Regions from separate parts of the Mus musculus genome. Here region 2 is linked to region 1. A link is a loop called in an ENCODE intact Hi-C map of the cell type or tissue named here. Cell type or tissue: left cerebral cortex. All regions are shown on one strand. Links, peaks and the distances in the headings refer to the core of each region. The heading gives the core; the rest is flanking DNA.

Region 1 (14,858 bases), core at 2,682-10,681:
ATCAGGTGAGTAGTAGAGAGTTAAAAGGGTGGGGACAGGGAGGTGGCCCTGTACCTCCTAACCTGAGAGCCTCCCACCTCCCCCAGGTCCCTTCCGGGTTCGTCTGGCTGATGGGCCCAACAGGTGTGCTGGCCGGCTAGAGGTGTGGCATGCTGGACTCTGGGGAACAGTCTGTGATGACAGCTGGGACATCCGGGATGCCACAGTGGCCTGCTGGGAGCTGGGTTGCGGAAAGGTCCGGCCCCGAGTAGGCAAAACTCACTATGGCCCTGGCACTGGGCCCATCTGGTTGGATGACATGGGCTGTAAAGGAAGTGAGATGTCACTGAGTGACTGCCCCTCGGGGGCATGGGGGAAGCACAACTGTGACCACGAAGAAGACGTGGTGCTCACCTGCACTGGTACCAGGGAACAGTGAGGGAGGCCGAGGTGGTGGAGTTAGAGTGGGACAGAATGGTGTCTCGTGGGCTAGAGGGGACTCAGCGTTGGTGTCTAAAGGTCTAAGGAGCGGGCTGGAGGGGGCTCAGCATGAGAGCAGGAAAGGGTTACTTCAGGAGACTCTGGCAGGGAAGGGAAGCCCGGGGGCGGGGGGGGGGGACCTCAGCTAGCAGGAAGAGGCACAAGCTACCTGTCTCTCCCCCAGGCTACACGGGTGATGACGATTATCCTTCCTGGACCTGGGACCCTACTTCCGGAGAGGACCTGACCAAAGGGACCACAGTGGCTGCGCGGCCTGGACATACACTTTCCTGGGCTACCACTACAAACACTGAAGTCCCCTCTCCAGCAACACAGAACCTTCCAGACACGGGTGAGGGGCTCAACCTGGGTGCATATGCCAAGGCATGTGTGATGAGGTCAGAGTCAAAATGGTGGAGCTCTATCCACAAGCTCCTTTACCTACCGGGCGATGGCATCCGCCCACTTTTGTTTTGTTTGTTTTGTTTTTGAGGTGCTATATCTTGTATCCCAGACTGGCCTTGAACTTGCTATGTGGCTGAGGTTTGCCTTGAACTTCCTGTCTCCCCCTCCCAAGTATTGGCAGTGCAAACATATGTGCTACTGTGGTCAGCCATAAAGATCTCTCTAACAGCTAGCCTAGGCCTCCATGTCCTGGCAGGCTTGCCTAAATGTGTTCCACTCTTGGGCTTGACAGTATTCACCTTCTCCAGAGTGCAATGGGACAGCATGTGGCTCAGAGCGATCAGAGGGCATCAGCTAGTACTGAGCCTACCAAATCGACCATGCCCCTCAATCCAGAGCATGTGCAGGAATGACCCAGAGCCCTCAGCTCAGGGTTGTCCTGTGAGCACATGGTTCCACCGTCAGCAGACTCATACCCAGTCTGGCAGTCCATGTGTTGTCCTGGTCAGGCTCTAGGTCAGACACAGACAGGACCCTCCTGGAGCACAGGTTCTAACTCCTGCCCTTCCCAGCCCCACCCATGAAAGTCAGTGCCTTACATGACATCTGTCAGTCCTTCTGCTTCTCCATGGCTTCTGTTTTGCTATGGTCTGTGTCCTTCCACCCCTGATGCTAACCCAGGGATCTCCATCCACCCTGGCCCCTACATCTTAGAACTCCATTTTGCTTTTCTCCTGGTGTCTTTCTCCCATTGGATTCGTTCCCACTCTCTTTTCCTCTTTAGTACTCTGTTTTTCCCAGTGCAGTATCTCTTGGTTTTTTTCATCAGTTTTTCTTTAAAGTTCTATACTCCTTCCACACCTTTTACATTGTTTAAAGTTATTATTTTATGGGTATGGTTGTAGGCATATCTATGCCATGTGCATACAGTTCCCACACAGGCCAGAAGAGGGCACCAGAGTCCTGGCCAGAAGAGGGCACTAGTGCTCCTGAAACTGGAGTTATAGACAGGCGTGAGCAGCCACATGGGTGCAGGGAATTGAACCTGGCTTCTCTGGGAGAACAGCCTGAACTCTCTGTCCAGCCCCTGTATCTTCCTTTCAAGTCACCATCTCACCCCATTTCTCAGTAGTTTGCTTTTTCTTTTTTCTTTCGTTGTCCCAGCTGGCCTAGAACTCCTGTTCTCCCCCTGCCTCCACCTCCCCAGCCCTCGGGTCACTGGGCATGTACCACCTTGCCCGTCACTCACTGTATTTCACGTGACTTCCTCTCTTCTTTCCTTCCTGGGTTCCCCCTCCACTGTCTTTTTCAGACCCTCTGCTTTTATCTCCTCCCTTCTGTAGCGTTCCCCCTTTCCTTCCTTTTTCTTTGTTAGATTGATTGATTGTATATGTGTGTGCATGCACACCTGTGCTCAGGGCCATATGCCACAGTATGTGCTCGCACACGCACTCATATGTAAGTGTGTATATGCATGAGTATACGAGCTCATATGTGTGTGTGCACACTTGCATGCGTGGATTCGTGCTTGTGTGTGTGTCTATGTACAACCTGCAGGAGTCAGTCTTCTCCTTTTACCATGTTGGTTCCAGGTATACAACTAGAATTTTCAGCTAGGTGCCGATCCATCTCATCTGCCCTGTCTCTAATTTATTACTCCAGCTACCTGTCATTCATGTCCCTCTTTCCTCCCGTCCCCTTCTTGAGACAGGCTTTTCTTTTTCTTTTTAAGATTTATTTATTTTATGTATATGAGTACACTGTAGCTGTCTTCAGACACCCAGCAGAGGGCATCAGATCCCATTACAGATGGTTGTGAGCCATTACAGATCATGTGGTTGCTGGGAATTGAACTCAGCACCTCTGGAAGAGCAGTCAGTGCTCTTAACCGCTGAGCCATCTCTCCAGCCTCTTCCCTTCCCCTTTCTTTTTCTTTCTTTCCTTCCTTTTCCTCTCTTACTTTTCTCTGCCCCTCTACACTTTTGAGCTGTTCTTTTATAGCTCTAGCTGGGCTTCTCTATGTACCCGAGGCTGGCCTTGATCCCCTGACTGCACCCACCAATGCTAGGATTACAGGCACGCATACTCCAACTTCTTTTCAGTCAGCTACTGCCATGTTCTGAGTCGCACTATCTGTTTTTTAATTCTGCTAGCTTCAGTCCTTTCTCCTTCTCCCTCTCCCTCTCTCTTTCCTTCTTTCTCTGTTTGTGTCTCTTGACCCTCATTTCAGTGAGAGAGGACACTATTTGTGCCCTACCCGCTGCATTTCGCACCCCTGTTTCTCTGTCACCCTCATTTCTCTCTGCATACACCGTTGAATGCTCCCTGCCTCTTTGTGTGTGTCCCTCTGCCTGCCACTGATTGGAGGGTCTGCTTGCATCCTTTCTGGAACCCAGCATGCACAATCAGGCCTGCCTAGGTAGGTACCTGCTCTTCTGCCTAGCACCTCCTTACGTCACGGAGTGCTGCACATTTTGATTGGCCACCAGGATCCCTGTTCTCCACCTGTAGAGTTGAACTAGGGAGCCAACTTCAGGAATGTATAACGTGGATCCAGGAGTACCTCTTGCTGGTATCGAGGTTGATCGTTAGAATGCTGGAACCAGAAGTGAGTTCTTAGAGACCCCGTTCCTTGTTCAAGTGCAGCTGCATTTGCAGAACTTACATTCTACACAATTAGGGCAGTTTCTCTGTCCTGCAGCGCCCCCTCGTGGTAGAATTGAGCGCATGGTGAGGCACTGCCCACTGCAGAGACAGCTGAGGCAGGGGGATCCTTGTAGGGGGAGCAGGGCAAATAAATTAGAAGTACAAACTGTACAAGCAAACTCTTGGGACAATTTTATGTATCAAGGGTTAGAAGAAGGTGTAGTAGTAGGATGAGACTGTTTCAAACAATTTATATGTGTCTTATGTATATATGTGTGTGGTATGTGTGTAAGTATAACTATATGTAAATGCTTGTGTGTGTCTCTGCAATGTGTGGACAGTGTGTGTGGAGGCGAGAGGACAACATCTGGTGCTATTCCCCAGGCACTATCTAAACCTTGTTTTTATGAGACAATGGCCTTGAAGCTCAACATTGAGGCCAGGCTAGTGATGCATAAACCTGGGAGATAGCTCTGTCTCTGTCTCCCTACCACCGGGATGGCATACCCAGCTTTATATTTTCTTTAAATGTGTGCTCTGGGGCTCACACTCCGTTCCTTGTGTTTGCAAAACAAGTAATTTACAAACTGAGCTATCTCCCAGCTCTTGTTTGCTGCCGAGAGCTTCTTTTTTACCATAGCCTAAGCTGGCTTGGAAGTCACTGTGTAGTTCAGGCAAGCCTTGAACTCTGAGTGGTAGGATTATAGGCATGCATCATGATGCCAGCCTAATGCCATTCACTCGTTGTACTGGGATGATGTGTGCTGCCACTCAAAGCACAAGCCTGGGCTCTGACTCACTTAGCTGACTCCAATCCAGACAGCACAGGGACAAGTTGTGTGACTGTGCGTTCCAATCCAACGTACAGAAGGCCCGCGTCGTCACCTATAACAGAAAACTCTGCTTACCGAAACAATTCATAGGCTCAGGATCCCAAGGTGGTAATGATTATTTATAGAAGAGAAACCAAGAAAATCCTTCCAGAAATGTGATATTATCCTTCAGCAGACGAGAGCAAGAAGAGAAGTGTTGTTTAATTAATTCATGCGTGTGCCATGGCTTATGTGTGGGGTCAGAGGACAGCTTCCACGAGTTGTATTTTCTACTCCACCATGTGGGTTTTGGCAGGGTTTAACTGAGGTCATCAGGATGTACAGCGAGCAACTTTACCCACTGTTCCCAGGAAGGGAATTCTCAAGCGACCAAAGGCCTGTGGGAGAAAACTCGCATAGTCACATGGTTAAGATTCTTTTTAAGGACTTATTTTGTGGTTCAGGCATGGTGGTGCATACCCTTCATCCCAGAACTCTGGAGGCAAAGGAGGTGGATCTATGTGAGTTTGAAACTAACCTGGTCTATATAGCAAGTTCCAGAACAGCCAAGCTACACACACACACACACACACACACACACACACACACACACACACACACAGCTCAGTGAGACCAGAAGAGGACATCCAATCTAAACCTGGCATTACAGGCAGGTGTAAGCTGCCTGAAGTGTGGGTTGGAAACCCAAAAGATGCTCTTAACCACTAAGCTATTTCTCCCACCTCAGCAAGGGTAGGCTTTAAGCTCTAAGAAGGGCCTCCATGGATCTCTCTGGCTGCTAGAACATCACCACAGATCTAGTGGCTCATGTTCTTGATCTTCTGTAGGTCAGACTTCATGGGTCTGACTGATCTAAGATCAGGCAGGGCTGATCCCTAGGGGAGAAGCTGCCCTCTTGACTTTTCCAGCTCCAGCCCCTTCCTTCGTCAAAGCCCGGAGTGTGTTGCCTTTCTCTGGGCTTAATCGTGTCTTTAGTCTTTCCCCTGAGATTCACCCTGGAAAGGTTTGTGTATTCTAAGTATTTATGAGACTCAGGAACGTTTTTTCTTTTTGTTAATTATTTATTGTCACCCATTTATTTATCTATTTATTTTAACTGTATTATGTTTGTGCATGTGTGTATGTGTGTGCTATGGCTTAAAAAAGGCTGCTTGGGACAGCATGATAGTTCAGTAGATAGGATACTTGGTGACAAACCTGACAAGTATTGTTGGAGCACACATGGTGGAAGGCACACATGCACTAATAAATACATGTCATTTTAAAATGTAAAGGGAGATTGGAATTCCAGGCCAGCATCAGCTACATGAGTTCAAGTTCAGTGTGAGCTACCTGAGACTGTGTCAAAAACAATATTGCTTTGAACGGAATCAATGCACGCATTTGCTTTATGGGATAACCTCTTCAGGTTCTGCGTTTACTAGCCAAGAGCATCCTGACCGGTGACAAGGTGACATAGGCTGAGGGGCTGAATGACGGGTGAGCTGTGGTAATGAGCAGCAGGAAAAAGTGGAAGGAGGACTCAACTCTCTTCCTCACACATCTGCAGATGACCAGGGAGGTTATGAGTCTTCCTGGACGTGGGATACACCTTCAGGAAGGGGTCTGTTCAAGGGGACCCCCACCACAACCAAGCCTGGATCCACAGTTACCACTAGCACCAGCAAGAGTCCCGGCCACCCCTTTCCAGCTCCAAGGGCCCGTGCAGGTGAGGCATGGGCAAAGAGGCCTGGGGAGTATGTGTCCTGGGGTACAGAGATGGGCTCCAAGCTCCTAGGGGTAACTACTTCTTACTTCAAAGATCAAGCAGAGAGACAGCCTCGAACTCACACACTTCCTCCTGCCTCTGACTCTAAAAGGCTGGGGTTGAAAGCATGGGCCACCACGCCTGACTAACTCACTTCTTTTCATTCAGTTTAGAACCCCAGCCCAAGCGATAGATATGGTTGTTTCTCCCTCCTCAATAAAATCTCTCTGTAAACTCCCATATAGACATGTTCAGACCTGTGTCCCCTGGGTGATTCCAAATCTTGTCAAGTTGACAGTGAACGTTAATTATCACATAGAGTCTCACTGTGGGTGTTTCCTAGGAGTCTTCTCGTATCCCAAAGCGTGTTCATCTTTCTGGTCCCCTGGGCTCTTTCTCCACTCTGTACTTGTAGGCATCTGTGTTCCCCGCATAGGCCACCAGGTGGCGGCAGGGACCTCGCAAGAGTTGAGGAGGAGGGGCACTAGGGCCTGGTGAAATCTGCCGGTGACCCATGATGTCACGAAGATCTTTGCCTTCCCATTGGTCTTCTCCTCAAGGGACTTTGCGGAATACGTAGATAGGGCAATAGGGCAGACTGACCTCTGACCGATCTGCCCCTCTTTTCTCCAACTCCAGGTTCACCAAGGAAGCCAACACCTGAGCGCCGGCCGCTGCCCACCTCAGCCACCACCTCATCTCCTGCTTCCTCCTCTTCACCAGAGCCTTCTGGCTCACGGCAGACCTCTGGCTCCTGGCCACAACTCATCCCAGACTCAAAGCAGGAGGGGACCTCTAGCTCCCCCAAACCATCTCTACTCACCCCAGGACTTCCCTCCCCAGCAACCTTTGCCTTGTCCACTCCTAATACCAGTTTGCTTCCAACACGTTCCCCAGAGCTTTCAGGCAGCCCAACACCCACCTCCCCTGAAGGGCTAACCTCTGCCTCCTCTATGCTATCAGAAGTGAGCAGGCTTTCTCCTACCTCAGAGCTGACTCCAGGACCTGATACAACACCAGCACCTGAAATAATCCCAGAAAGTTCTGACTCCTCAGACCTCCCCATGAACACCAGGACCCCCACACAGCCGTTTACAGCCTCTCACCCCACCAGCATCCCTCAACTCAACACAACTTCTTACCCCACCATTGCCCCTCAACCTACCACAAACCCTCAGCAACCCAGGAGCCCTCACCCCGCCACAAGTCCTCAACCTCCCACCAATACTCACCCTTCCTCAACCCCTGCCACCCCTACAGAGTCCCTTCCATCCTCCCGAAAGACAGAACTTTCCTCTCCCACTAAGCCTAGACTAAACTCAGAGTTGACCTTTGAGGAAGCCCCATCCACAGACGCATCCCAGACGCAGAACCTAGAGCTCTTTCTAGCCTCGGAGTCCGGCCCCTCCAGTCCCTCTCCAGCCTCAAACTTGGACCCACTACCCACAGATGCCTTCAAACCACCCAGAAGCCAGACCTTACACTCAGCTTCAGACCACCTCACTCAAGGGCCAACCCCTAATCACAACCCAGATCCTTTTGGGCCATGTGTGTCCCCATTACCACCAGTAAGGGTCATGGCTTGTGAGCCACCTGCCTTGGTGGAGCTGGTAGGTGCTGTGAGGGAGGTGGGTGACCAGCTGCAGAGACTGACCTGGGTCCTGGAGCAGGACCGGCAGGAGCGCCAAGTCCTGGCACTGGGCCTAGCCCAGTTGGTAGAGGCTGCTCAGGGGTTGGGGCAGCTGAGTGAGACTGTAAAGAGGCTAGCAGAGGTGGCCTGGCCCCCCAGCACTCCTGTGCCCATGACCACCACCACAGAGGAGGAGGAGAGGCCTCTGAGGGGAGATGTGTGACCCACTCTGAAATTCACGGTGCTTAAGATACTCTTAAACAAAAGCCAACGTATGTACAATCGAAGTGTGGGTGTTGTTACTGGGGAGCAGGGGCTCTGGAGGGACAGAATTACAATGCTGATCCTAACTTGTCAATGCCATCTGTGATGGCGTTGGAGATCATGGTGAGGTGATGGCAGTTGATGGTCATGTGCTCACGGTATTGATGATGATGGCAGGGTGACAGTGGTGTTGATAGGGATCATGGTTAGTGACAGGATGGCGCTTATGGTGAAGGTCATGGTGATGGTCACAATGCTGTGATGGTGGTTGGTGGTCATGGTGGTTGTGATGATGGGATGATGGCAATAATGGTGTGATGATGTCAGTGGCGATGAGCGTGATGACAAAGATGGTGTGGTGGTGTTGTGGTATAATGATGAAGATGGTGGTCACGGTGTTACCGATGAAAGCCGTGATTGTGTGTGGATGGTGATGGTGATGTTAGTTGTGAAGGTTATGATGGTGTGGGGGAGTAATTTTGTGGTGACTCTGGTGATGGCGTTGATAACAGTGATGATGGTATTGGTGGTGGTGGTGATGGTGAACTGTGGATGGTGGTGATTACAGTGGTGATGGTATTGATGGTTATGGTGAAACACAGTGAGTGTGATGGTGGTAGTGATGAAGAGGTGATGTTGGTAATGGCGGAGACGTGATGACACTGATGTGCTAGCAATGCTGGTGCTAATGTTGATCATGCTAGTGGTGATCATTATGACAGTCCTGGCATTGATGAATCTGTGGAGGCAGGAAGCTGTCTCAGCCATGGTGTGCCCAGCTTTAAGGACAGAGCACACAGTTCATGAGTCCAAATAGGTGGGATAACATCGTCATATGGACAAGCACTTATGGGGTGTGTCCGTATCAGACTCTGTTTGAAGCAATTCTCACCCTTCCTAATGCTACAACCACTTAATACAGTTTCTCACGTTGTGGTGACCCCCAACCATAAATTAATTTTTGTTGGTACTTCGTAGCAGTCATTTTGCTACTGGTACAACTCATAATATAAACATCTGATATGTGGGATGTCTTGTGTGACCCCTGTGAAAGATGACCCTCAGGTTGAGAACCGCTGGTTTAGAGGCTCTGCAGCCGGCTGTCATTCCATCTCCGTTAACACTGGCTGGGGAGGGTACTGTTACCACAGCTCAGCAGAGGAGGAGATGCACTCTCAGCCTGGATGCCGGGTGGAGTCCTTGCTAGGGGTAGTCCTGAGCCAGCTACTGAGCCTCTTAGTCTCCGTTCCCCACCTATAAACGGGGATAATAATAGTGTATGTCTCATGGGCATGTGGAGATGACTGGACGGGAACATTTCTGAGCGTGCTTAGGCTCTGCAGGGTACGTGGTGAGAGTGACTGATCTGTTGTCCGTTTTGTGCCCCAGTCCCTGCAGCAGCCTTGATTGGCAACCCAAATCTGTCTCCTCCAGACCCTTTTGAGAGAAGGTTCCATGCATGTAGCCTAATCTGGCATGTCATTCAGTGTGTCATGGATGCCCACGAGCTTCTGACCTTCTTGTCTGCATCTCCCAAGTGCTAGGAATGAAGATGTACAGTATCATACTTGGTTATATGCACCATTGAAGGTTGCACCTAAGGCTTCATGTATACTGGGCAAGCATTCTACCAACTGAATTTCATGTCCAGTTCAGATAGGATTATGTGGCCACATCGAACCAACTGGGCTTGTGTCTAGTCTTGCAGCCTGTATATCTCTGGAATTTTTGTTCATTTCTCAGAGCCTCAGTTTTCTCCTCTGTAAATTGGGAATATTAATCACACTAAGCCCACAGGATGAGGATTACCACTGAGTCAGTTCATGGACAGGCAGAGATGCCAGGTGGTACAGATCCACTTATGAAGACTGCACCCAGGGCTAGTGAGATGGCTCAGTGGGTAGACACTTGCTATGTAAGCCCTGATGGTCTGAGTTTGGTGCCTGGAACCTAAATAATAGAAGGAGAGAACCAACTCTCATAAGTTGTTCCCTAACCTCCATATGCACCCCCAATAAAGTAAATGAATTAATGGAAAAAACCCTTAAAAACAGAAGTGATCCCAGACACAACTATGGCTCTCTATGCCTAGCATGTGAACTCTGTGTGTGTGTCACACACACACACACACACACACAGAGACAGAGAGAGAGACAGAGAGAGAGATAAAGAGAGAGAGACAGAGACAGACAGATAGACAGAGACAGACACAGAGAGAGACACACACAGAAAGAGACAGAGACAGAGAGAGAAGAGAGTACTCTCCTTAGGACTGGGATTTCAGGCATGCACCACCTGAAAACTACTTCCCATCCACATCACTGCGGCCCTGCAAGGGAGGAGTCTTAATCTGCTTTGCAGAAAGGACTCAGGGCCCTCTAGCCCATCATCAAATCCACACAGTAGAGCTGCAACCCAGCCCTGGGACAACAATGGCCATGCCCCTTCTTTGACCTCATCCTGGGGTTCCAGATTAGGACTTTTATGACTCGCCCATCTTAGTGACCAGTGCCTTCCTATATCTGCACCTCTTCTTACTGGTCTGAAAACTGAGGACCAGCTTAGAAGACACTCCACCCCTCTAACTCCAGTTCTGACCCCTGAAACTGTGGCCAGGAAACCAGTCCCTCCTTCTCTTCCCAGATCACGACTCAGAGGTTACTGAAGGTGATGGAGCCTGGCGCCCCTACACTCCTGTAAAGGCCAGTAGGGTCCAGTTACTGATTTGGGCAGGGAATGGGATAATGCCCAGGGGTCTTAATAGATGGACACTCTGGTCCCGCCAACAGGCAAAGGCATATGCAGGGAACTCTCTGGTCCTCAAATCTCATTAAGCCAAAGACTTAAATAACTACTGAGAGCTAAACTTGGGAGGATAGGGCTTCTGCTGCCTTCTCCTTCCTGTCCTGGCTCGTTAGAGTGTCATAGAGCAGTACCCCAGATTGGAAAGACAGCTGTCTCTATCCCTGGTCGGGATCAGGTGGACCCTAGCTACAGATCATCTCTCTGAATCTGCCAGAGAGCCCAACTTGGGGGACAGTCTTTGTCTTTTCTGCAAACCAGAGGTGTGTGGATGTGTGATGGGTGTTCTAAGCCAAGGTCTCTTTACCCCTGGATACCTTCTGCTAGCCCCAAACAAGTGGGTACCTAATTACTCAGTCATCCTATCCTTGTTTGGCTGAGCAGCTAAGCCCAAACATCTGGCTCCAGGGCCCACAGCCAGGATGGGTAGCCAGCCCCACCCGCTGCTGGCCCTGACCCTCGACACCTCCCTCAGGACAGCTGAGCTCTGTGTCTGCTTGCCAGCTTGCAACAAGCCCAGAACAGTAGCTGCATAGAACTAGCAAGCTCAATGGGTGTAGATAAACTATAAACTTGAGCTCCACTAAACACACACACACACACACACACACACACACACACACACACACACACACATCACAGCATACACCACACACATATGCACACATACACATCAAAACACACCACACATACACATCAAAACATATAACACACACACACACACACACACACACACACACACACACACACACACACACACACACAAAGCAGGAGCAAAGACAATGTCTCCAGTCAGATAAAGCAAGATGTGTATCTGTCATGATCCACCTGGGCTATGACTATTGACAGAGAAAACTCTAAAGAATGGATCAGATAAACCCCGGTGCTAGGAAGCCTATTCAGAACACTGGGTCTGTATTGCAACATCACACCCTGAACTGCGGGCACGAAACATCCAGCGTCGACTCCTCCGAGGTTGGTCAGGAAGCCACTTCTAAGACCTGTCAAAACCCCCTACATCTTAGCACATGTAGTTAACATTTGTTAGCTGGGGCTGAGGATGTGGCTCAATTGGTAGAGTGCTTGCCTTGCTTGCACAAGGCCCTGTGTTTGATCCCCCACACTGCATAAATTGGGTTTAGTGGGTGTGTGCCTTTAATCTCAGGCCTAGGGGACAGAGGAAGGAAGATTAAAAGTTGAAGGGCATTCTTGGCTGCATAGGAAGTTTGAAGTCAGCCTGGCTTACAAAAGACTGTCTCAAAACAAATAAACCAAGCAAGCAAGCAAGCAAGCAAGCAAACAAACAAAAACCTAAAAAAGAAACAAACGGACAAAAACCTTACCTATGAAGAGGGCCACTGGGCTTTTTGTCTCTCTGTACTAGGCTATTTGGCTGTGAGTTTTGACCTTCTTTCCTGCAAGAGGCATGGGTAGTGGGCAGTTGTTGTTGTTTTTTTTTTTTTTAAGTTCCTAGTAGGTGGCATACACCTTTAATGCCAGCACCAGGTGGATCTCCCATGCCTACATAGTAAGACCCTGTCTCAAAGAGGGGGCGGGGTGGGAGAGAGGCAGAGAGATAAAGAAAACCTGACCTTGAACTCACAGAAGCTCACTTGCCCAGCTTGTATGTGTTTTGCCTGCATGCGCGTCTGTATTCTGAGGGTGTGCCTGCTGCCCACAGAAGCCTGAGGAAGGAAGGCATCAGATCCCCTGGAACAGGAGTTATCGGTGGCTGTGAGCTGCCACATGGGTTCTGGACCCGGGTCCTCTGCAAGGTCAGCAAATGTTCTTAACTGCTGAGCCGCTTCTCCAGCCACCTGGCCGTGAGCACATTAAGATAACTGTCGTATTCATCGTGATCTAACCTAAGACTGTGTTCTGCCCACACCACCCCCACAAGTGGAAATCCATGGCTCTTAGCAGTCTTAGCCTCAGGACCTCAGCTGCTACCTCAGCAGCTCCTTTCTGACTTACTACAGGCCGTCGTCTGTTCTAGACATTTCCTGTGGCTGCAGTTGCCACCTGTGGTCCCCTGTAGCTGCTTCTGTGACCCTCGGGAGGGTGTGTGCCCCGTCCATTCCTCTACCGGGCCTGGCAGCCTCCCATGCACAGATGAGCCACACGGGGTTCATGCATTGGTTCGTCAGATGTTTGAGTTGTCTCCACTCTCTGGTAACACTGCTGTGACCATGTGTGTGCACGCGTGTGCGGCCTTTGTATGTGTGTGCATAGACGTGAGGACACTCATGTATGCGTGGAAGCTGGCAGTCCATGCCTGCTGCCTTCTTCAATCGTTTTCCACTTTTTAAAAACAAAAACAAAACTGAGTTTCATCCCTGTATATAATGGATCTTGGTCATTTTCATTCCGTTTTCCTCCTTCATGCCCCTCCCCTCCTGACGGAGCCTTTCTTCCCAGCTGGTTTTCTTATTTTCACGTTTGCTTTTAATGTTCTCACTGAGTTTAATTGTGGCTGCTTGCAACGCTGAAGAAAATGACTTCCCCTTTACTCCTCTCAACAATTAACTACTAGGAACCATTCAGAGGGATAGGGTGGGGGCCCACTACGGGCCCAGCCTGGTGCAGATAACCAGTGGCCAGGTCATGTCTAGAATATCCGGAAAGCAGTGTCTCAAAACACTCCTCCCCACTCTCCCATTCTCACCATCTTTTCTTCCTTCAAGTTGGACAGGGTGATTTAGATGTCCAGCTGAGGGTTGAACACTCAGACCCTTGTTCTCAGCACTTATACCAGTTGGGTTTCTCTGTTAAACTCAGGTCCACTGCAAAAATCCACCTGATTCTCCTCCCTCCCCCACCCCGACACACAAGGTTTCTCTGTGTAGCCCTAGCTGTCCTGGATCATTCTGTAGATCAGGCTGGCCTTGAACTCAGATCTATCTGCCTCTGCCTCTCGAGTGCTAGGATTAAAGGCGTGCCCTGCCACCACCTGGTTTACCTGTTTTTGGTTTTGTTTGGGAGGGCTTCTGCGGCTTATGTTTTTGCACATAAACCTCTGGGGGAGTCTTGACCTTCGGCCTAGAGATTACAGTGCAGTTCTGAGGGTTCCAGACATTAGCTGGGAAGTCAGGTGACAGAAACAATGATTCAGACCAATCACATGATTACAAAGCTGGGTTCTCCAGCAGGGCTCCTGGTAGTCGGGTGTGGATGTCTAAGGAAGCAGTGATGTGGGAGGGGAACGCACTGGGCTGGCCTTGAGCCGCCTGGATGACATCAGGGACAGAGGACCTAGCAGCTGGTGGCTCCAGGGATCTCCAGTCCACGCTTTACTTGGCCAGGGGGTTCCTGAAGGACCTGCTGCAAACTTGGCTTTGCTGCCCAGCTCTTCCTCGATTCTAAGGATCTGATTGTACTTGGCCAGGCACTCAGATCGGCAAGGGGCACCAGTCTTGATCTGCCCAGTGCAGAGCCCCACCACTAGGTGGGCAATGAAAGTGTCCTCAGTGGAGGTCGATGAGACACCATGACGCCCCAGCCGTTGGACTGGGCCAGCGTACACGCCTGCAGGAACTGTCACAACCATGACGCCCAGCCGTTGGCCTGGGCCAGCGTACACGCCTGCAGGGACTGTCACAGAGCCGATCTGGTTCACTTTGAGCAGGAGGCATTTGCAGGACTTCTCCCCTGCAGCCTTGTCAATCTGCTTAGGGTTGGTCACTGTGAGGTCACCGTCCAATGTCTGGATCCCTGCACTAGCTGTGAACCTTTGGAAACAGTCTCTCACTAACCCTGGAGTTCACCTCCCCAGGAATTGAAGGCACATTCTGGCTGCACGTGGCTGTTCATGTGGGTGCTGAGAGCCTGGTCTCTGGTTTTTATGCAGGCTGAGCCATCTCCTTTGTACCCTGTGTGGCCTTTTGTCCTGGCCTTGTCTCCTGGGTATATACCTAGAAGTGGAATTGCTGGGTCTGGTGTAGCTCCTTGTTGGAAGTTACATATATATGATGTGTGTGTGTGTGTGTGTGTGTGTGTGTGTGTGTTGCACACACATGCCACGACACATGTATAGAGGTCGGGGGACAACTTGTGGGACTTGGTTCTCTCCTTT
Region 2 (14,858 bases), core at 3,712-11,711, 73 kb after region 1:
TACCCTCACCATGGCTTGCACGCCGATGCTCCTCCAGGGCAGCCAGCGCTGCGTACAGCGCCCCGCAGTGGCCACAGCCATAAGTGGCTGGGCCTGAGTGAGCCTCTAAATGGCTGGCCAAAGCCGGGGCAGATGCGAAGAAGGTCCCGCAGTCGCACTGGTACAGTGTGTCTTCCGAAGATGCTTCGGCTGCTGCAGCCGGAGCCTGGTCATTCCCAGAGCCCTCGTCCCCCGGGAGCAATGCCTCCAGCTTGGGCACGCCTGCCCCGGTAGGGCTCAGGAGCAGCCCGGCGTCCCAAGTCTGGGGGGCGGCCCCCACCTCTGAGGCATCTCCCTCTCCTGCCACCTCCGGACCCCCACCCGAGGCCCAAACCTGCGTTGGAGGTGCATTGCTCCCCTGCAGGTCATGAGTGAGCTTGTGGCGTTCCAGCAGCGCAGGTGCGTTGAAGTCGCGCTCACAGCGAGGGCACTTGAATGGCTTCACATCGGTGTGTGCGGCCCAGTGGGCTGCAAGCTCCCGGCCATGGTCAAAACGCCTGGCACAGGCACCGCATGCAAATGGGGGCAGCGAGGCTGCCGCGGCTGCTGCAGCCTCTGCCAGTCCCCAGCTGGTTGCTCCTGCTCCCTCCAGGCCCTCTCCTCCACTGGACCCTCCACCTCCACAAACCGAACAGGGACCCACGTTGCAACATACTGAGCAGGGGGAGCTCAGGGGAGGCAGGCCGGGGCTAGGCTGCAGGGGAGAGGGAAGTGTGCCCCGGTGCTGCCGCTTGAGATGGCGGCCCAGGCTGGAGCGAGAGGAGAAGCGGAGCTCACAGACCAAACAGCAGTAGGGCTTTTCACCAGTGTGGACCACCTGCGAACGAGAGCAGAGGAAGGGCTGTCGATCTAGGCTCAGCAGGAGATGCCCAGAAAATGAACCCAAGCTCTGGCTGGAATCCAGCAGCTGGCTCTCCTGTTAGGTTACTAGACAGGCATCATGGGGGCCATTGAGAAGGAACCCTACCTCCTTGTCAAGGCAAGTTTCCCAAGTGCCCCTCATGAAAAGCTAAAATACCATAATGAAAAAGTAGCAGGGCTTTATCGAGGCCTGCTAAAAGAAAGCTACTCCCCCCTGGCCGAATGAATTGAGTCTGGGTTAGCGGCATGGCTCAGCCAGTAAAGGTACTTGCAGCTTAAGTCTGGTGACACGAATTTGATCCCTGGGACCCATATGGTGGAAGGAGAACTAATTCCTGTAAGATGAGCTGTGTGTGGCCCATCTTACCTTGTGGAGCTGGACTAGTACAAGCCTTTAATCCCAGCACTCGGGAGGCAGGGGGCAGTGGCAGGCCAATCCTGTGAGCTGGAGGCCAGACTGGGCTACATGGTGAAACCCTGTCCCAAACAACCAATGAACCAAACAAGAACAAAACATGGAATAAAAATATTTGGGGCTGGAGAGATGGCTCAATGGTTAAGAGCACTGACTGCTCTTCCGAAGGTCCTGAGTTCAAATCCCAGCAACCACATGGTGTCTCACAACCAATGAGATCTGATGCCCTCTGCCAGGGTGTCTGAAGACAGCTACAGTGTACTTACATATAATAAATAAATAAATAAACCTTGAAAAAAATATTTTAAAGAAAGAATAGAGGATCAGGGTTCTATCCCCAGCACCCACATGGCGGCTAACAGCAGCCAGTAGCTGCAGTTCCAGGGGATCCAGTGCCCTCTTCCTACCTCCTGGGGCACCTGCAGTGAAATGAAGTACAGACATACAGGCCAGAAAAACACCCACATAAATAACTAAATAAATCTCAAAAAGATCTGAATTCTATTTTGGACTCTGGGTGGAGACACAGCATTCTAAGCTTCACACAGCATACTGTTGTCGTCTCCCTAATACTTAATCCAAACTAGGCGGTGGTGGTTCACCTTTCATCTCAGAACTCAGGGGGCAGAGGCAGGTGGACCTCCAAGTTTGAGGCCAGCCTGGTCTACAGAACTAGTTCCAGGACAGCCAGAGCTGCACAGAAACCTGTCTTAAAACAACAAACAAACAAAGAAACAACAACAACAACAAGAGTTAATCCAATCCTGTCAATGACCTGGCCAGGAGGCAGCTGAGGGAACGGGCAGAATGGTTATCTCATTAGTGAGGTGAAACCCTTGCAGCCCTCAGAGCTCTTCCCTGAGTCTCTGTGCACTATGGTTCTTAACTCAGCCCTCAGAGCTCTCCCTGATGCAGCTGCTTATGGTTCTTTCCCGAGTCTGCGTGCACTATGAGTTAACTTGAAAGGCCCAACTCGTCCTTCTCTACCAGCCTTCTTGTCTCCATTTTTTTTTTTCCCTGAGACCGGGTTTCTCTGTATAGTCTTGGCTGTCCTAGAACTCACTGCTGGCCTCCAAGTCAGAGATTGGCCTGCTTCTGCCTCCTAAGTACTGGGGTTAAAGGTGTGTACCACCACCGCCTGGCTATTTGTCTTTTTTGAGACAGGGTTTCTCTGTGTAGCCCTGGCTGTCCTGGGACTCACTCTGTAGACTAGGCTGGCCTAGACCTCCGAGAGCCACGGGCCTGCCCCAGTCCCCAAGTGCTGAGATGAAAGGCGTGTGCACCACTGCAGGCTCCCTTTCTACTTCTGTCTCTTCTTTGGATACCGACTCAAGCCCTCAGTGTGCTTGCCCCCACACTCCGAACTTTCTGCCTCTCTGAAGAGACACCTCCCACGAGGCTGCTTACAGAACTTCACCCGTGAGCACGCCGTCTTTCTTGAACTAATTTAAAATGGTGGTCTTTCTCTCCCCTTACTGCTTCCCCAGCCCCCTTAAATTCTAGTAAGATGATTCTCAAGTTTCTAAGTCTGCTTTAAATTTTTCTTGTCCAAGACTCTAGGAACCTACAAAAGGGGACTCCATCTCCCCATGCCCAGCCCTGCTATGGGCCAGCTGGCATGTTCTCCATGCTGACCTCATCTAGCAACTGATTCCCACAGAACACAGCTACGGCCAGGGCTCTAGCATCCACAGGCTTCAGTTCAGTTTCTTCCTGTTGTAAAATGGACCACTTCACAGTGCCCTCACTGCATGATGCTCCAACCAGGTGGCTCTCCAGCAGCCTGTGTGTGAAGACACTGCTTGGTTCTGTCTGTTTCCTTTCCGTGAGCCAACCTAAGCTCCCAGGAGTCGAGCTATCATCCCCCCAGGTGCAAGTGACCTGGTGAGATGTTGACAGTGTCAGGAAGTGGACAGGATCCGATCATGCAGCTTCCACGAGGCACTCATTCCACCATGGTGGCATGGGGCTTTGTGGTGCTGTGCCTGCTTAGGCCTGGGGTGGGGTGTTTCACATACTGCTGTAACCCCTCACTTGTGCTCTCTGGGAGAACCCAATTAAGCCCTCTGACCCGCCAAACAGACCTTCTGTGCAACTGTATTCAGGTCTGCTGCTGGTGCCCTGCCTGGGGTGAATGTGACTGGTTTCTCCCAGGAACAGTTACTGCGACACCTGTGAGCACATCAGGGGCCTTCCCACCTCCCGGCTTTTGCACTTGCTGGTCCTTTGACCTACAATGCTTTTCCCAAGAGGACGTCTTACACTTCAAGTCTCAATCCGACACATTGTGCCCTCTGGTCTATAACAAGCTAATGTTCTCCTATACATTAATTTCTATTTTGTTGTCTGAGACAGGGTCATATGGTCCAAGCTGGCCTCAAACTCTGTAGCAGAGCCTGACCTTGAACTCCTGACTCTCCTGCCTCTGCCTCCAGTGCTAGAATTAGGAGATCGTATCACCATGCTCTCATTTTTTCTTTTTTTTTAAATTTGCTTCCCAACATCTCCCTTAGAGAACTCTTTTCTCAGAAACCGCTTACTTGCTTTCTCTTTTCTTTCTCTCTCTCTCTTTTTCTTTCTTTCTTTCTTTTCTTTCTTTTTTTTTTTTTTCTGAGACAGGGTTTCTCTGCATAGCCCTGGCTGTCTTGGAACTCACTCTGTAAACCAGGCTGGCCTTGAACTCAGAAATCCGCCTGCCTCTGCCTGGGATTAAAGGCGTGTGCCACCACTGCCTGGCAGAAACTGCTTTCTTTAACCTCTACCTGGTGCCTGATCATTTGTAGGCCTCGTTGAGTTCCCTTGAAGGCCTGTGTTCCATGTAGGGGAAATTGATCATTGTAGAATAAAGGAGGTGGGTGTACATGGACCTATTGGGTGTACACTAACATATTTTCAAGATGGTGTAAACACACGGCTGCGGGGCAAATTTACTAGCCAGGGCCATCACTAGCTGCCTTTCCCTGAGTGGAATGGAGTCCCAGTGTCTGAGCCACATGTGGCTCCCCGGACTCACCTGGTGGTGCAGCAGGCCAGTGGAGTCTCGGAATCCCTTAGGGCAGGCAGAGCATCGGTAGGGTCGTTCACCAGTGTGTGAGCGCAGGTGGTTAGCCAAGTTGAAGCTATGCTTGAAGCCCTTACCGCATCGAGGACATGCGTGGGGCTTGAGAGCCGTGTGTCGAGCAAAGTGGCGCCTCAGGTCTGATCGGTAACGGAAACTCTTGCCACATTCGCTACAGTGAAAGGGGACCCGAGGCGCAGTGGCAGATGGTGCTGGTCCTGGAGCAGCGATGGGGGCAGGAACCACAGGCAGCGAGGAGTCTTCCATGACGGAAGGTCCGGAGGTGGCTTGGGGCTTTCTCTGGAGTACAAAAGAGACACCAGTAAGAGTCACCTCTCCATTGGCCATCCCTTCCCTCGGCTCTCTTGGCTCAGAAGCAGTTGGCCCAGGTAGACTCTCAAAGTGCTAAGCCACCCCCACCACCGAGCTGCAACCACTACCCTTTAAAATTTTCCCACTCTTTACAAAGCCTCCTCGTTCTCTAACCTTCCTAGCCACGTCCACGTTGTTTTCTTCAAAAGGTGTTCTCAAGCTCTCCCTCAATCCTCTCCAAGCCTGCGCACTACAGACTAAGGCCCTCCTACTGTTGCTTGGGCGTGGGCTGCCTCTTTCAAGCCCCTCCCTCTCTTCCCTAAGCTCTTGATTCTCTTTTAAACAAGTGCCTTCACCTCGTGCTTCTAGGGAGCTCACACTAGTTCTGTAGTTTCAGAAACAAAACCTTTTTACCAATGAAATGGGAATGCCAGTGTTTCCTTCATACAGTGATGGTGTGAGCTAAGTAAAACTGTAGCAAGCTGTACAACGCACTTAGGAAAGCCGAGGCACAGGAAAGACGTAACTGAGCAGTTTGACCAAGTTCCTCTTAGTTTCTTTATTCTCATATGCTTCTTAGTTAACTTGACTTTTCTAAGTTAAATCTTCACTGAGACTTGCTTCCAAATCCCACCTAACTTCTCCTTCAAATAAGTCACATTTTTCTATAATCACCTCTACTTCGCTATTATATTCTTAGCTTGCCGCCAAGCCCCCCCCCCAAGCATTTTTACCTTCGTGATAAAAACCTGATAGTTCCACTAAAACTTTCCAAATTGCACACCTAGATCGCTGCCCCCCCCCCCGCCCCCCGTCTTGTCTTGTTGTTTTTTCTTTCTTTCTTTCTTTTTTTTTTTTTTCGAGACAGGGTTTCTCTGTATAGCCCTGGCAGTCCTGGAACTCACTTTGTAGACCAGGCTGGCCTCGAACTCAGAAATTCGCTTGCCTCTGCCTCCCAAGTGCTGGGATTAAAGGCGTGCGCAACCACCGCCCCGCTAATGCCCCCACCCCCACCCCCTTGTCAAGGTAAGCTTTTCTTTAAGTCACACCTCAGGCAAACTTCACACAACATACTCTGGGCCTCTGTTGTCTTACTGGACCCCAGTTTTCCCCTCATCTTACGAAGTTTCTTCAATTTTTCAACCAAGGCCCTTTCCCCCATTTCATGAGATTCACGCCTCTTTGCTAGGCCCCACTTTATATAAACCTCTCCATTTTCTAACCAGTCTCCACACTTTCTTGAAACCCCTCCCCTCCAACTATAAGCCACGCCTCAACAAGCTACTCCTCCAGTTCTGCCCCGCCCCGACCACCTTAAGCTCCGCCCCTCCTGCGCCCTACGGTGTCTGGTGCAGCCGGCCCCCACCCCCACCCCTGCTCGATCTTGCGAACAAGGCCCGGAAAACTGGCCCTTTGTACCCCTCTCCCTGCCCCTACAAGGTGCAGTCTCGGGCGCCCGAGTCGGGGGCAGGTCAAGCGGCCCAGGAACTAGGCAAGACCACCTTGCTTTTGCGTTGCGGAGGTCCTGGAGACCAGGCAGGCCTCCGGGGGGCCGGGAAAGTCTGTCCGCTTTCCTGTTTAATTACTTACACCTCCCTCTGGGCGCCGACATTTTGGGTAGCGGGGTCAGCGTCACTTCCACCTGAGGGGCCTCTCGACTTCCGCCTCAGCTCTCTTCTACGCCCCCCCAACCCCCCTTTACCCCTCCTTCTTGGCTTCTCTATCCCGCCCCCGCCCCGCCCTTCTGTGTTTTCCTTTCCTATTTCCAGCCGCGGAGGTTAAAGAAGCTAGGCTAGCGCCATCTTTGTTGAGGGCAGGGCAGGGGCGGGGCCTAAGTTACCCGCGGCGCCATATAGACTAAGGGCAATACTCTCAGCGTGCAGCATTTCGTAGCCCACGGTGCGGTTACAAAGAGTTAACATAGATGTGTTTAGATAAGATTGCTTTTTTTTTCTAGTCTTTGACTTCTGCTGGGAAGGATGCGGGAAGAGGGAGAAAAATCCAAGTGGTCAAACTTGTTCAGAGTTAGGAAACACCAAGCACCATTTTACTACTTTAACTCCATGGCTCTTTGAAGCTGATGGGCGCCATATTAATTAGGGGCACTTAGCAGCCATTTCCCGCTTCTCATCTATCCGGTACCTGTATTTGATTGGGTCACCGGGTTGGGAAGGCTTCGTGGGAGGAAAGGCATTTTTGCAGGTGGTTGGGGATTTTTGTGCGTTGTCACTGGGCACACGAAGGCGCCTGATACGCAGGCGCATTTGTTGCTAGCGTGTCGGGGCCTTGGGACCCAGGGCATCCTCTTTGTTCCCCGCGGGCGCTGGCAGCAGGGAAGGGAGGGAGGGGCCCCCGGCTTCCGTGCCGAGGGGCGGGGTCCAGCTCACGCTCTGCTACCTCCCACACCCCCGCCCCGCCGCCGCCTAGGGGCTGGGCCCCCTCTCTCCCGCCCCTTCCCACGCTTCGGCCCGTCGCCCCCGGCGCGCGCGCGCGTACACACGCGAGCCCAGGCAGCATGCAAATGAGGTACCCAGAGGCGGGGGGCCCGGGTGGGGGGGATGGGGGAAAGAGGGTGGTCCCGGCGCGCGCGCATAAGCGCGCACCCGGCACCTGTTCCCAGCTTCTTTGCTCTCTCCTGCGCACGTCGACCTCGCGCCCCGCCGAGCGGTCTGGGCTCGCGCGCGCAGACCCCCTTCTGGCAGCCCCTGCCACCAATGTCCCCGCGCCGCTCATTGGCCACCGTACCCTGAGGGCCCGCCCCGCTTGCGGGCTGGGCCACTCGCGCCTGACAGGCACGCGTCGTACCGGACTTGTGGGTGGGAGAGGGTCGAAGAGCCACTCTGTCACTTCATAGGTATGTTTCAGAAACTCAGCTTCTTGTCCAGGCTTCCTCATCGTGCGAACCATATGATCCTGGACAAGTTGCTTCTGTGTGGACCTCATGCTATGTGCATATTAAAAGGGGGTGCAAGTTTTGGGGGTGTAGCTCAGGCCCAGTATGTGTGAGGCCCTGATTAGGATAGCCAACACCACACACAAAACTTTAAACCAACCAAACAATAAAATAATAAAAAGAGGGGTGCAGGGTCCCCCGACAGAATCTGCTGCTAGCTGCACCTTTGACCTTTGACCCCAAGTACACTCAATTCCTACTATCCTGGGATCTTGTGGGCACTGGGGAAAGTCCTGGAGCTTTCTATTTTCTAGACTGTGCACTAAGGACATTTTTGAAGCTTCCTCATTCCTGTCGATTCTCCCAACAACCTTGGTATATTGACTTTATAGAGAAGGAAACAGACTCAGGCAAAGCCACTTGTAGAATCACATGGTGATTGTTGGCCAAACTGGATCCAAATGAAACCCTTTGAAAATGTTCCCTCAGAGGATTGCTGTGAGGCTCAACGACCAGTGCTGTAGTGCTGGCTCTTATGTTCACAGCATGTCTGGGTTAGTAGGTAAAACCAATCAAACAAACCAATAAACAAAAATCCCCGATTTCCATCTTACAAAAGACACAAATAAGCTCAGAGAAGTAAGGATCTTGGCTAAGGTCACACAAAGGAAGGGACAGACTCAGCATTTGATTTCTGGGTATATGACTTCAAAGCCCAGACTCTTAGCAACTTTCATATATATCTTTCACAAATCAATAGCTTTTGGCTAGGACTTGTCTCTCTTCATGCCCCCCCATCTCTGTGGGGAGCAGGAGCCTTTTGAGACCTTTGTGACCCAGAATTTGATGGGCTGTTTCAAGGCCTACATTCTTAGCTGGATTTTTTCAAAAATTTATTTATTTTTGGCTTGTTTTGACTTTAAAGGCTTTTTGTAGTTATGTTGATGTAATGAAAAACTATGACCATAGCAACGTATAAAGAAAGCGTTTTAATTGGAGGCATGCTTATATTTTTCAGAGGGTTAGTCCGTGATCATCTATCTTGGTTGGGAGAATGGTGACCAACAGGCTGACATGGTGCTGGAACAGTAGCTAAGAGCTGACATCTGATCCATAGGTTTGAGGGAGGAGGAGACTGGCTTGGTGTGGGATTTCGAAACCTCAAAGTTCACACCTAGTGAAACACTACTCCATAAGGCCACACCTACCACATCAAGGCCACACCTCCTAATCCTTCCCAAACAGTTCCACTAATGGATCCAAACACTCAAACATAGAACCCTGGTGGGAGAGGGGGATTCTTATTTAACCTCCATGAAAGAAAAACTAGATCCAAAGGTTAAGAAGTTATGGGACACCCTTTGGTGGAGGGCAGTCAGCATGTCTTACTAACTTATACAGAATGTCTTATATGGATCTCAAAAGTCTTTAGAAGGAATAGGTGAGATACTGGGGTACACGGGGGCTTAGACCCTCACCACACTGACACCGCCCCCTCTCTTCTCTTAGCCGGCTCCAGTACCCAGACTCGAGCTCCCCACTTCTCAATGGACAACCCCAGCTCAGACCCGTTGCCTTCAACTTTGTCTGGGGAGGAAGAAAAACCTCTGGCCTTACTGCCTCCTGTTCCCCGGGGGCGCCGAGGCCGACCTCCAGGGGGAGCCACCACCTCCAATCGGACTCTCAAGTCCTCCCTCCCTCGAAAGAGGGGCCGTCCCCCCAGATCAGAGCAGGAAACCCCGTTGACAGCACCAGTGGACAGCGGTGGCAGCAGCGATCTTCTGTTGATCGATGATCAGGGTGTTCCTTATACAGTTCCTGAAGGGTCAGCAGCAGATGGGCCCCAGGGCTCTGGTTCCAAGAGGGCTCCGCACTTCTGTCCCGTGTGCCTGAGAGCCTTCCCCTACCTCTCTGACCTGGAGCGCCACAGCATCTCACACTCAGAATTGAAGCCACACGTGTGCAAAGATTGCGGCAAGACCTTCAAACGGTCCAGCCACTTGCGGCGCCATTGTAACATCCATGCTGGCCTTAGGCCCTTCCGTTGTGTGCTCTGCCCTCGCCGTTTCCGAGAGGCAGGGGAGCTCGCACATCACCACCGCATCCACTCTGGTGAGCGACCTTACCAATGTCCCTCATGTAGGGTGCGCTTCACCGAGGCCAATACTCTCCGGCGCCATTACAAACGCAAACACCCAGAGCTTGTGGGGATGCCTGTGCGCCTGTGCCCCCCAAACCCAAGAACCCAACCGCTGTGGGACGACGACGAGGGCATCCCTGTTCAAGAAGGGGTACAGGAGGAGAGTCCTGAAGGAAAGGAGCCTACTTGGCCCATATCCTCCACCACTTCTCCCCTGTCTGGGTTTACAGCAGGGGGTTCAGCTGGTGCTGGGCGCGGGCAAGAAGGCCAAGACACCCTTGTTTCTGGTGGTATTCCCACCATGGAAGGGGATCAAAAGCAGGGACCTAAACCTCTGGGTCCTGGTGCCATTGGGCACCCTCCTGTGGACTGAGAAGCTCTGGGAGGCATGGGCTGTGGAAATAAATCCCTGCCTACTGACTTCCACTGTGTGTTCAGTCATGGTGCCTGTCCCTTTCAGTGCTCCTCCATTACCTTGCCTGACAGTGGTGTGTGTGCGTGATTGGAGACAACCCCATCTCACACATCTCCCTAGCTTGGTGCCAAAGAACCAATGACTTGGAACAAGCCTTTGCCCAATCTGACCTCCACCAGACAAGTACTACAAAAATTTTGACCTACTATGCAAACGTGAGTCAAGGCTCCATCCTAGTTAAATTCTTCCAAATTCTCCATAGACACTTTTTGCTCCCATTTCTTTTCCAGAGAACTTCTTATTTGGAAAGAAAAACTAAGTTGAGGGCTTGATGTATGGGCCAATGGCCAGCTGGAGGGTGTGATTTGAGGAGTGTGAACAGCATCGACCATCTCAATAGCATTTAGAGAGAAGGGTGTGAGCTTGAGAAGGCAGGGCTGAGATGATGTTCAAAACTTGTGCAGTAAAAACTTAGGTTGGAGCTGCCCAACCCAAGAGGAGGCTGAAAATTTGTCTGAGGGTCAAAGAAGTTTAGGCTTGGCTGGCAGAAAGCAATTTAGAGGGAATGAATGGTATTTAAATGAAGGGTGGGGCTTAAAGGAAATACTTTCAAAATGAAGCAGAGTTCAAGATTGTTGTTGTTAAGAGATCTTTTAATAGAGGCTTGCGAAGCTGAGCCTTCAATCCCAGCACTTGGGAGGCAGAGATAGGCGGATTTTTGAGTTCCAGGCCAGCCTGATCTACAGAGTGAGTTCCAGGACAGCCAGGGCTACACAGAGAAACCCTGTCTCGAAAAAACAAACAAACAAACAAAAACAAAACAAAAAGAAAAAAAAGAGGCCAAGGCTTAACTGTTAGACGTGACTGCCATTCAGGCCATGGAGAGGGAAGAAAAACAACAAGGGAGAGCTTGGATGCATAGAATTAGGCTTAGCTGTCTGTAGTGTAATGGGGCTGAATTAAGAAAGATTTATAGAGCTCTGAGTGGCTAAGTGTAAAGTGTGCCAAAGCTGTGGTTCTCATCTAAGAGTGCATCAGAAGTGTTTCAATTCAAATGGATTCCTAAGATCCATCCCAACGCTTTATATTCAGTAAGTCTGGGTTAAGAGTTAAAGAGCATTGAGCTAATTGATGCCAATGGTTGCTAACAACTAACTTTAAAGGAATGCTTTCAAGGTGCGAGGCAGGACTACATACAAGTCATTAAAGAGTCATCACTATAATCCCAGAATTCCTGAAGGCTCTGGTAGTATTGCTGCAAGTTTGAAGCCATTATAGCCTATACAAGAGTTCAAGGCCACCCTGAAGCCCGGCGTGGTGGCGCACGCCTTTAATCCCAGCACTTGGTATCCAATGGCAGGCGGATTTCTGAGTTCGAGACCAGTCTGGTCTACAAAGTGAGTTCCAGGACAGCCAGGGCTATACAGAGAAACCCTGTCTCGAAAAACCAAAAAAAAAAAAAAAAAAAAAAAAAAAGGAGTTCAAGGCCACCCTGACCACAGTGTGAGGAGGCTCTGTCTCAAAAGAAGAAATAAATCAAAAGGTTTAAAACAACAACAACACAAAAGAAAACCGATGTCCCTTATATGCAACAGGCTGTACAAAGCTTTTTTGTGTAAGGGGCAGGATTTAGAAGGGGGCGTGGCTTGTAGGTGTGACCCGTCTGAGAGGCTGGAGTTCCAAAAGTAGAGATTTGGAGCGAAGAAAGAATAGAACAAACTAATCGGAGGTGCAGAAAAAGGAATCCGACCGGCCTATAACGGGACGTTCAGAGATGGGCGTGGTCCAGCCTAGGAAGCGAGGCTTTGGCTTGAGACCCGAGTCTAGGGTGCGTCCTAACCGGAAGCCTGGAGCCTGTGGGTGGTGCCCTAAGAAGAAGCGGGCGCAATGGGCGCATGCGCACTAGGCCCCGTTCGCCCACCGGAAGCAGCCTTGGCTGTTCCCCTCCCGTGTCTAGTGCCGGCGTAATTTCCCTTACCCGTTCCTCCGCCACCATCCTCCACGCCGGCGCTTGGGGGAACGGGCGCGACTTCCGCTTCCGGGCAGGAGGCGCGGGGCTGGTGGGGAGTTGAGGGGGAAGGGGCGGCACTTCCGGTTGGGCCCTCGGGTCTCCCCGGAGCGGCGGCACCTCCTCCGCCTCCTCAGCCTCCTCCCGGCGGAGACCCCAGCGCCGGTGAGTGACTGGGTGTGCGGCCCGGGGACCCGGGTTCCTCGGGGGCGGGGGGCCTCGCCCTGCCCTGCCGCAGTCCCCAGAACGCACCCCCCCCCCAAGAATGTCAGTGCTTCACTGCCGGGCCCGAGGCAGGGGATCCCCAACCACTAGTCCCCTACAAGATCACTCCAGATATCTTACCCGTAGATGCCCCCTAATACCGTGGGATGGCTAACAGCTCGATTTCATTAGTAAAGAACCTCTCAAGTGCCAGGGCCCCCCACGAATCCTTTCCCTGCCGCCTCATCAGCTTCCTCCACGAGATCCTCTGCTTGCCACCGGCTTGGCTGTGCTTACAGGGTAGCTGCTCCTGAACCCTCTGTTCCTATCTACTGTAGGATTGCTTCCAGGGGGTGTAGCATTAGTACTTTGTGACTAGGGTTGCCCCCTACTATGTCTGACCACACACAACCCACTCCCCATGCCCTCTTTGTGGGTGCAAAAAATATTTTCTATTCTGGCCCATGCTAAAAGTGCGTTTTAAGGACCTTTTCCTGCAACTGACCCAAAAAGACCTCTTCAAATTCAACTCCCCCGCCCCCCCCCAGGGGGACAGCTCCCTCCAGAGTTTTTTAATACCATGGCCTTTTACCCGTTTAGGGAGAAACATCTGCCTGGTTAGCATCAGATTCTCATGAAACACTCCTGGCCCACTTCCCCCCCCTCCCCTCATCCTGGCTTCTGCAATCCCAGGACAATGCAAGTTAGCAGAGAATGTTCCTTCCCGGAGTATCAGCAGCTCTTGACCCCATCTTTGGCCAAGTCTCTTGACATTGTCCCCAAACTTCCTAGGAAAGACCTGGCTCTGCTTACATCTTTTCCCATAGGTTTTATTCTTCGCTGAATGAACACCGCCATTCTATACCCAGGCCTTGCAGTTTCAGAGAGGAGAGAGATGCAACGAGCCCTCATTTTACAGGGTGCTTACAGCCTAGTTGAGAGGCAGATCAGAAACAGTGCTGCTCTGTGGGTTTTCTGAGAGTCTGGTGAGCTACGATGTGAATGCTTAAACACAAGATTTAATCTTGCCATTCACAGATCTGGGGAACAGCTGATCCAGAGGTCCAGAGGTCATGGCGATGTGGTGTGGGAGAGTAGCAGTGAGTTTGGACCAGAATCAGAGAAGGCTTGATCCAAAAAAGCCTTGGCATAAATTGCCTGGCTTTTGGTCAGCGCTACCGAACTCATAAGATTCTTCCCGCATTCACTTGTTCCTTGTTCACACTTTCAACACCTGATTAATAAGCATCTACTTCATACAGAGAATAAAATGGGCAAAAATTCACATCGAGTGCTATGTTGAAGAGGCAGACATTAGAAATGAAGCTATGTGGGGGTGGGGGACATAGTTCAGTCAAGAAAGTGTTGTCCTGAATTCAGATTCTCAGCACTTACATAAACAAACAAACAAACAAACAAAACCTGGGCATGCTGGCACATGCCTGTAAGCCTGTAATGCCAGCACTGGGAAGACAGAGACAGGAGGATTCCTGGAGCTCACTGCCTAGCTCCAGATTCAATGAAAGACTGTCTCAAAGAAAGGAGGAAAGGAGGAGAACACAGTTGAGGCCACATGACACTGGCCTCTGGCCTCCACACCCTCACATGCAATCATACACCACACACAAAATGAGAACACCCGAGGACAGTTATAGGGGCTAGGATATCAAAAATACTACGTGTGGACTGTCTCACGCCATCTTGTTCCTCAGGTAAAGCCCAGAGCAGAGAGTTTGGTCCTAGACTGCTGTGGCCCACCACGGAGGCTGCTCTGACAGCTTCCTCGCCTTGCGGGTGGAATGAAGAAGAGTAGGAGCTGTGAACTTTACTAGCCTCACGCCTTCTTTCAGCCCGCTTGCCCCGCCTCATTGCTTCACTTATTCAGGAATACTTAGCAAGCAGCCAGCAAGATGGCTGCGCAGGCCAACACTGAAGCCTGATAGCCTGAGTCCAGTCTGCAGAACCCATGTGGTGGGAGGAGAGCACTCACTCGTGCAGGTTTCCTCTCACCTCTACATATGTGCACACACAATACAGATGGACACCAGAAATAAGTGCCTTTTTTATTTGGGAAAAAGAGAAGATAGGGATTAGCAAGCTAGGTACTGTCCTAGGTCCTGAGGACAGTTCAGAACAACGCCGGCCGGGGCTGTGGAGATGGCTTAGTGACTAAGCATCTGCTATGGAAACATGGGGATCAGAGTTCAGATTCCCGAGCCCATCTGAATGCCAGCCAGTTAGGAGGTCCACCTGTCACTCTAGTCTCTGAGGGCAGAAACAGGATCCCCACAACAATCTGGCTAACGAGACTAGCCATATCTGTGAGCTCTGAGTTTGATTGAGAGACCCTGCTCAATGAATACTGCGGAAGAGAGAGTGAGGATCATTCCTAGCGTCAGCCTTGAGTCTGCAACATGCACACATGTGCGTATACATGTGAGAAATGAAAAAGGGGAAAAAATATCGTGGCATCAGAGAGGGAGGCCAGTAAAAATATGATCAGAAAGGCAGGA

Evidence for each region. Hi-C counts contacts between places; a loop is a spot of excess contacts. Peaks named below come from ENCODE experiments on the same cell type or tissue, not always from the same donor. Only the 100,000 strongest peaks of a DNase experiment are listed, where the experiment ranks them.
Region 2: it touches region 1 in a loop (4-fold over the local background); 5 of 42 quality-filtered maps call a loop at or near these places.

Annotation. Positions count from the first base shown.
Region 1 is chr7:4,936,822-4,951,679 of GRCm38, forward strand. Ssc5d (scavenger receptor cysteine rich family, 5 domains) reads left to right here. Exons shown (of 14, transcript NM_173008.3): 10 at 1-5; 11 at 87-401; 12 at 644-811; 13 at 5,893-6,051; 14 at 6,730-8,007. The coding sequence ends at 7,943. Among named protein-coding and RNA genes, the nearest start is that of Ssc5d, 18 kb to the left of the region's middle. In left cerebral cortex, for the core only: CTCF peaks have their summits at 3,573 (motif pointing left) and 6,529 (motif pointing right); DNase peaks (open chromatin) are centred at 3,372, 3,525 and 6,578; H3K4me3 peaks cover 506 bases; H3K27ac peaks cover 266 bases.
Region 2 is chr7:5,008,350-5,023,207 of GRCm38, forward strand. Fiz1 (Flt3 interacting zinc finger protein 1) reads right to left here and starts at 6,379. Exons shown (of 3, transcript NM_001110329.1): 1 at 6,276-6,379; 2 at 4,329-4,673; 3 at 1-856. The coding sequence starts at 4,640. Zfp524 (zinc finger protein 524) reads left to right here and starts at 7,159. Exons shown (of 2, transcript NM_025324.2): 1 at 7,159-7,211; 2 at 9,088-10,139. The coding sequence starts at 9,126. The coding sequence ends at 10,091. Zfp865 (zinc finger protein 865) reads left to right here and starts at 12,027. Exons shown (of 3, transcript NM_001290426.1): 1 at 12,027-12,306. In left cerebral cortex, for the core only: CTCF peaks have their summits at 6,253, 7,153 and 9,226 (motif pointing right); DNase peaks (open chromatin) are centred at 6,036, 6,484, 6,827, 7,409 and 1 more place; H3K4me3 peaks cover 2,638 bases; H3K27ac peaks cover 1,876 bases.